2 separate regions of the Homo sapiens genome follow, and region 2 is linked to region 1. The links are chromatin loops, found by intact Hi-C in ENCODE. Cell type or tissue: PC-9. All regions are shown on one strand. Region 1 overlaps SND1 (staphylococcal nuclease and tudor domain containing 1). Region 2 has its middle 44 kb from the start of MIR129-1.

The links. Peaks named below come from ENCODE experiments on the same cell type or tissue, not always from the same donor. Only the 100,000 strongest peaks of a DNase experiment are listed, where the experiment ranks them.
Region 2: a loop joins it to region 1, with 3 times the contacts of the local background. A loop is called at or near these places in 1 of 110 quality-filtered maps.

The regions. Positions count from the first base shown.
Region 1 is chr7:128,017,985-128,021,984 of GRCh38, reverse strand. All of the region lies in intron 16 of SND1 (staphylococcal nuclease and tudor domain containing 1), which reads right to left. Among named protein-coding and RNA genes, the nearest start is that of LRRC4, 11 kb to the left of the region's middle. RefSeq lists an enhancer at 2,863-3,413. In PC-9, CTCF peaks have their summits at 1,376 and 1,584 (motif pointing right); a DNase peak (open chromatin) is centred at 454; H3K27ac peaks cover 2,591 bases.
Region 2 is chr7:128,161,904-128,165,903 of GRCh38, reverse strand. No RefSeq gene overlaps it. Among named protein-coding and RNA genes, the nearest start is that of MIR129-1, 44 kb to the left of the region's middle. In PC-9, no CTCF peak of the experiment used is centred here; DNase peaks (open chromatin) are centred at 1,123 and 1,653; H3K27ac peaks cover 2,840 bases.

The sequences.
Region 1 (4,000 bases):
CAATCCGCCCACCTTGGGCTCACAAAGTGCTGGGATTACAGGCGTCAGCCACTGTACCCAGCCCCCACCTACCTTCTTATAGCCCCACTAATAAAAAAATACCCTTCAATTAATTATTGTATCAGGTTTCCTGTCCCATATTCCCCATTTGAGTACACTCATCTGCCATAACAGGACCTAGGAAATCCTGCATGAGGCCCTCCATTTTGAAGAATGATGGCTCTTTCTTCCTAACATTTCTCATGATATTTCCTCTCCAGGGCAACTCCTTAATTTGTAGTCTCTTTTACAGTTCCTTTAAGGTCTCAACCCTCATTTCCCTGTGTCTCTAAGCTGGTGCTGATTTAGTCACTAGATAAGTTACTACCTGCTCAATGAGTCAGCAAGGATGACTGAGAAGAGCTTTCACACACTAAGTGTTCCCTGTGCAAAGTTTGGTTTCCTTGCCTCGGGCTACTTCTTCCCAGTCTTCAAGACCCTGGCTTCCTCCCTTTACCTGCCCACTCATCCAGGTTCATTAAGACCATTCAGACAGCTTCTCCCACGGCAGGTGAACTGAATGAGTTATAGGCAGCTCTCCACAGAGGCAGTTCCATCCAGGAGCCAAGTGCCAGTTCCCTGGATCATGCAGCTGTGTTTGGAGGAATGCTGAGTGCATCCCTCACAATAGGCCCAGAAATGGAGCTGAGGCCTCAGATACTAACAGCCTGTTTCTGCAGCCTGCCAGCCACAGTGGTTATAAGTTATAATCTATTGCCATTGCAAGAAGACTTAATTTCTGGACTTAAAGGAAGTCAGATAATACTTTATCCTATTAGTGTCTGCCTGTGTGAACTGACAATGGCATCCTTCTGACACGACTGCATATTCTTCCAATTCATCTCTTTAAGATTAGGCAGGGGGAAGTCTGGATGGAGTAGGAAAGGAGAGAGGAAAAAAATAACCTAAGGAAGAGACTGTTGAAGGAACCAGGGAAAGGGAAGACTATTTTTTTCATTAGAAATGAGGAGAGGGGATGCAGAGGGACAGGACAAGACTGTGCTCTTTCAAAGCATGTTTGCATTTCATTTTGTTTCTCTCATGAGGGGGAGAGACGGCAAGCACTGGAGGTGCTGTGTGCATGTGTGTCAGAAAAAAGGCTCTGAAGCCACAGAGAAGGATGAATACAAGAAGAATAAGGCATTGGCCCATTCTGTGCGCTTGCTGTTTCATCCATTGTGCCCGCTGGAGGCTTTCCCTTTCCTTAATCCTTCCCCCTTCATGTGTAAGTCCACATCCACTCCGACTAGTGGTGTTATGTCAGCCGAGGGTGCCTTCTCATTCTGGGTATGTTATCGAGGCTGGCCGACCTGGGGATGACAATTGACACTGAGACAGAACACAGGTTCATGGTTCCTAACTTCCGGGATATGGAGAGGGCAATGAGAACTTCCAAGTTAATTCAGAAAATCTAGTTGAACCCTCACATTTTATTTATGAGGAAAATGAAGCCCAGGAAGATGTGCCTTGCCCAGGTGTCACATAGCTGGTGATGCAGAGACCTTACCTGTAGTCTCTGGGTTCGCGACCTAGCGCAATTGCTGAGCGCCGGCAGGGCCACCATGACTTACAACTCCAGGGGGCGCCATTTACAGAAATGGCAAAGTGATTAGTGCCCCCTGGAGTTTGCAGTTTGATGCAATCCTTTATAGTTCCCTTTTGGGAGGGGGGAAGGCCTTTCCCACCAGTACTGTTATCTGTGCTTAATGCTCTGAGACAGATGGTGCCCACTCATGATTTCATTCAAACAGGAAGAGCTGAGAAATCAGGCAACTTTCCTTTCTCTTCAGGGCATGTGTGCTCTGATGGCAGCCCCATGGCTAATAAACCAAAAGGGGCATGTGTTGCTTCCATGGCCTTCCCCTTCTCTCTACAAGAGTGCAGGGTAGTAAGGTAACATCTATCCCAACATGACAGGAGGGCTTGCAGAAAGCTAAATCATGTTAGAGGTCTGTTCAAGGTCATGCAGACCCTTGGAGAAGCAGAGAAGCCTGGAGTCCCGCTCTACCTCCCTGGCCTTCCTAGTGTTGTGTAAGCAAGGGGACCCTCAGAGGGAAAGCTCTGGCAGCCCAGGTTGACTCAGGGGTCTACCCTGAAACTGGGGTCCAGAAAGCTAGGAAATTGTCCCCTCTTCCTCCCATCTCAAATCCTCTCTTGGGAACAGAGTGGCCCTGGCTATAATTTTATCACATACATTTAATTAGAATTTGTCTTCTTCATGATGGTTTCAAGTGAAGTCCCAATAGAAACATTCTAAAAGAACAGTGCTTTCAGGCAAGGATTTCTTCTAACCAAGTTAATTTAGCAGAAATGTGCATTGGGTGGAGTTACCTCTCTTTTCAACTTCAAAGCTGGGAAGCAATGGGAGGTGAGGAATGCAGAGAAAATAAAGAGGAGGGCAGGGGCTTCAGGCAAATGAGTTTCCATCCATTAAGGAGCGGCAATTTCTGCTAGCTCCCCTAGAGACCGGTCCCCTCCAATAATGGCCTGACTCTAATGATTCCCACTCCTAAGCAACAGCCTGTGTTATGCTGGTGTTGAGACGAACTGTGCCAGAGAAATTCCCTTTCTCTCAGAGGTGCTGCTATCATTACACAAGAGACATTAGTTAGCCAGGAGGATGTGCTATTGATGGGGAGAGAGAAAGATAACCAAAGAGAATGCTCTTCCCTAGCAGGCTTGGTACAGCTGACTTAGGACAGAAAAGGCGGACTGAGAGGTTACGGGTTAGCAATAAGAAAGGACTACCCATCATGGGCAGATTCTCTGGACCAGGGGGTGACCACAGGAGAAGTGGCCTCCTGATGAGTTGATGAACTCAGTTCAAGGAGGAACTAGCTGGCTGAGGTGGGGAGGGGGGCAGGTCTTTGGAGTTTGGAGTGTGGGTTAAGCTCAGACATAATGGACAAAACTGATGGACATTTGAGATGTGAAATGTGGTAATAAGTTCATGGGAAGTAAGGGTAAGGGATTCAATTTCAGGTCCCTAAATACTGGTCATTTCCAGGACAGAAGTACAGGTATGTGGCCTTAACAGCAATGAAGTTAGGATCATAGCTGTTATTGAGGCTTCAATGTTAGTTGAGGGTAGAGGGTTCTCTTATTCTGTCCTCTCCACTCTAAATACACTGAAATCTGTGATGAAAGCTAATATTGTGAGTTACTGCTAAAGTTGTTGCCAGCAGGTCTTGAGTAGGGGGTAGGGAGTCCCTTATTTTGCCCCTGGTGGCTTGCCTGTGATAGAGACGGACTGCTTCCAGAGGCTGCCTTGCCAGATGTGCCAGCAGGCAGCCCGGCCAGAGAGCCTGCAGTGCAGACAGATGTCCTGGGTCGTATTCAGGATGGTGAGACCCTTTATGGTACAGTGGCTTGGCTCTGGGGCAGTGCCAGAGCGGCAGGGTAATGTTCCTCAGCCAGATTCATTTCCCCCCAAACCTCTTCAAATATGTGGGCCACGGAGGGAGGCAAATTTAATTAAATTACTGTGTTGTGAACTGCCCTTCCTGGCCAAAGGCTAAAAATGGGCTCATGCTGACATGCAAACCCATCTGTGTGTACACAGCATGTGTTTTCTTTGTGCTGGGCTGTCAGCAGCTGGATGGGGTTGGCAATGCCCAAGGTTGGACCCAGAGAGCTGGCCCTTTTGCCACAGCAAGGCAGAGTCAACAATAATCCAACCTGGACCCCATACAGCTCCGATGACCTTTCTTTGTACTTAAAAGATGACTGGGTGGCACTCCCCCTTCCTATATCAATTTGTTTCTCCTCAAGTGCTTCTTTTGCTGACACACAGGACTTTCCCATAAGGCGGTGCCCTGAGCAGTACTGGGGAAGAAGGAACAAAGCTGCAGTGAGGTGTGATTCAGAAGAGTGCATGGGCAGGGTTTGTTTAGCTTGGCAGGAGACAGAGGGGTCTCCCGGGTGATACTCTAGAGTGCTACTTCAGCAGTTCCCCACTGGC
Region 2 (4,000 bases), 140 kb before region 1:
TGCATATTCCCTGGAGACATATTTGGGGAAACCTGATCAAGGGACACTCGGAGAATAGTGACATTGAGAGGCTGGCCCCCAAAAAGATGGCATCTGTGGTCTTTCCCTCCATATCATCAGCCTCTGCTCCAGACTTCCGAAAGCAGCTCTCCAATGCCTTCAGATTCAGGTTCAATCAAGTGGAGATGGGGAGGGTCAGGTTATGGCTCCACCTCCCTCTCTCTGTGCTTGTTTCCCAGCAAGACATGCACCAAGGCTGCTTTGCTGGGCTCCACCGCTGCTGCCCTTCCCTCACCTGCAGCTCCTGTCCCACTGAGCTGCAGCCAAAATCTGCCTGTTTGGCCCTCTCTCATGGCAGGGACCACATGGCACTCACCTCTGTTCCCCCAGCTGCTTCTGGCACAGTCCTGGGCACAACTGACATTAATGTTGTGTCAGCAAAGATTGAAAGTCCCTTTTTTGGGAACCTACTGCCTCAGTCCATTGCTCCCATCTACCTCTCCATGTCGAAGTCCATGCAGCCGCCAAAACCCAGGTCTAATGCTGATTCCTCCGTGCAGGCCTCTCTGATCCCCAGAGCTATGAGCTCACCTACCGTTAGTCCCTGGATCATGGGGAATGGCTCTCAAGGCTTTGATCACATTGCAGTGTCAATGTGGGATGATTAGTTCTCTAAGCTGCACATCTCCCTGCTGGGTTGTAACTTCTCAGAGCTGGAAGCTGGTCTCACCCATCTCCATGTGCTCCATGTGGCCCAGCTGTGCCACTCAGGCACACAGTAGGTGCCTAGGAAGCTCTGCAATCTGCTTACTGTCTCTCAGCCGAGGGCCTGTCCTGAGATGCAGAGTGGTGCTGATGTTGATATCTCTGAAGACCTGGGCTAGGAGAGGCCTGGCTATTTCAGCAGGAGATCCTGGAGTCCACCCAGGTCCAAGGAGAGAGGCCCTGGATCTGCGCAATGAGCTGTTTGGCAGGAAAGCCAGTGCCTTACAATCACAAGACAGACAGACCCCAGTCTCATCTGGGCCCACAGAAACTTCTGTTATTCAGTGAATAACAATAAACTGGAGACTCAGTGACCAAGGGGTCTGACTCAGCCAGCAAGGATGTGGCAGCTGCCTGCCCAGCACACACATGCAGGCTTGTGACTGGTTCTCTGTGGCCCAGCCCTATCTTGGACACACTGTTGCCCCAGGTTGTTCAGCCTTGCATCCCAGGCCTGTCAGCACATTGATGGCAGCCTGTGAGTCCCAGGGGCCTGCCGGGTCTCCTCATGTAACACTCCCTATCCTCCAAGGTGGGAGTGGAGGAGTTCTCTGTGTGGGAGGGACAGCTGCACCCCACTTTGCCTCTGAGATGCTCTTCCCCAGTAGTGTCTGTGCTGCCACTGAGGGGGCCTTTGGTAACAGGCTGCTTCAGGTAACCAGGCTCATTGTGAGGAGGCACAAGGGTAGGAGGGAATTAGGAGTCCAGGTATGTTCAGACTTAGCTATCGTTGGAATGCAGCGGGGTGGGGCCAGGGGAAGGGGGCTGGGAACCTGGAATGCTGTTTGGCACTGGGGCTCTATTGACTCCCTGGGCTATCTTGTAGCTCTGAGGCAGCAGGAGCTGCAAGATGCCAGGTTGGAGTGCTGCGCTGAAGGTTGCTCATGACTCATTTGTCCCTGCCTCCTTCTGGCTTTCTCACCACATCTCCAGTTCAAATTACTATGAAGGAGAGAATCAGAATGACTCAGGTCGGCACCAGGTTAATGAGAGCCTCTGATTCAGGCCACTTCTAGGCTCCTGGGGTGTCCAGAGATCACAGCCCTTGGGTTAGACATTCCCCACAGGCCCAGTCACCTGGGCTGGAGTACAATTGAGGGGTGAGGGTTGTTGCCTGAACTGAAGTTGTCGTGGCTCCCCCATGGCAGCACTGCAGGAATGGCCACATTTGTGGAAAGACTTCTTTGATGTGTTGAGCACCTTGGCTGTCTTGTCCAATCCAATCATGCTCTGGAATAGGTCTTAACCTCTCCTTCTATCAGCAGTCTGCTGAGATCAGGATGTTGTTGATCACATGGGCCATAGGTTTCATTGCTGAGCTGAGCTCTTCACACCAGGCCTCCCATGGGGCTTGGAGGCAGCTGATCTCACTATATGACGCTGATGGCAATGGGGCCAGAAGGGCCAATGACCTAGTGAGGATCCACAAGGCTGTCTCCCCAGAGGCCACTCTATGTCCTACATCAGCCCCCACATAGTTTGCAAGAATAGGCTCAGCCAGGGAAGACCCGGGACCTCCTGTTGAACATGGGCCAGGAGGAGAGCCCCCCAGTCCCCAACCAGAGGCCCTGTTCTGAGCCCCACAATGGCAAAGTGACTAACTTTGGCAACAGAGTCAAGAAGAAAGAGCCTGGTCAGGAATTAAGAGAGCTGGCTTCTGATTCCAGGACTGCCATTAGGTCCTGGTATAACTCAAGATAAGTGATGCTCCTTCCCTGCAATTCCTTTCACCACCTCCTTCATACACTGGAGGAAAGGGATCATCAAGCAGAGTTATCAGCACAGACGTGGAGACCTGGCAATGACCTCGACTGCAGTGGAAATTGGCCCAGCCAAGGAATCAATGGCCCTCAAATCCAGGGGCTACAGGTGGGCAGATGGCCGAGTGAGATACCCTCTTGGGATTTGGCTTCTGGCTGGCTGGGCCTCTGGTGGCCACAGACTCTCTCCTTTCCAACAGACCCTCCATCTGACCCCTTCTTTGCCTCTCTTGTCTGGCAGCGAAGGTGCTGCAGCCCCCCAAATTCTTCCTAAGAATACAACTGAAGAGCCATTCATTCAGTCATTCAACAACCTCAGTTGGCCCAATGTCACTTATGCTGAAATTGTTCCTCTCTCAATTCCTCTTCCGTGACCAACAAATTCTAACCCAGGCCCTGCCCAGGCTTTTCTCTCAACATTTCCCAGCTCATAGGTCCAAACGTCCCTAGAGGCACCATCATTCCATCATCATCCTGCCACTTTCCAAGCTTGCATCTGAGAGGCATGCAGGGCCCTCTCCACACTCCTCTGCCATGCTGATGCCCCTGCCCCTCAGTCACAATCTGTTTCCCCACATGTTTCTGGTTTCCAATCCCTAGGAAAAGAGCCCTGGGCCAAAAATACCACTTGGCAGAACCCTGAGTTCAAGTCTTGCTTTCAGATAGAGGCATGATTATGCTTGTCACTCTTTTTGGGGTAGAGGTGGAGGTAGCTGAGAAGCAAATGACTAAATATGGAAACTTACCAGGGATCCAGTGGCATAAAATCAAGAGCTAAATTCCAACCGAGGGGCAGAATAGGTGCCAGCTCAGCTGGGGTGGACAAGTTTTGCAATTGGCGTTCAGAGAATGGAGCACTCTGGCAGGCTGGAGAAAGCAGGCCGGGTCCACACAGGAGATGACACTTAGACTGAATCCCAAAGGCCAGTAGGACGTGGGGTGGAGAGAAGGAACTAGAGGAAGAGACATAGATGGGAGCAACTGGATAAAGAAGTGTTCTCAGCCCCAGCTACACACTGGAATCACTTAGGGGTAAGGCTGGGCTGACCCTAAAGCTAATGCAAAGACACTCCAGCCCCACTCCTCAGAAATTCAGATGCCATTGGTTTGGGGTGAGATCTACGCAGTTATATATTTTTTAAATTTTCACTCATACTTTGTGATTTATTGGCAATTATGTGGTATACTATCAGAAATAATTATTTTTTAACTTGTAATATAGTTTAAGAGACTATAGAGTAGTGGTTTAGAGGGAAATCTTATCTGCTGAAATCCTGGCTTCCCACTCACTGGCCATCTGACCAGGAACCATGTCCTAAACTTCCTAAGTTTCTTGTTCCCTCCTCTGTAGAATGGTGACAGTAAGAGTACTACATCTTACAGGGTAGTTTTGTGGCTCACATGAGAGAATGCCTTCCAGCATTGAGCGCTAACACACAGGGCACCATCTTGAATGGCTCTGTAGCTGATTCTAA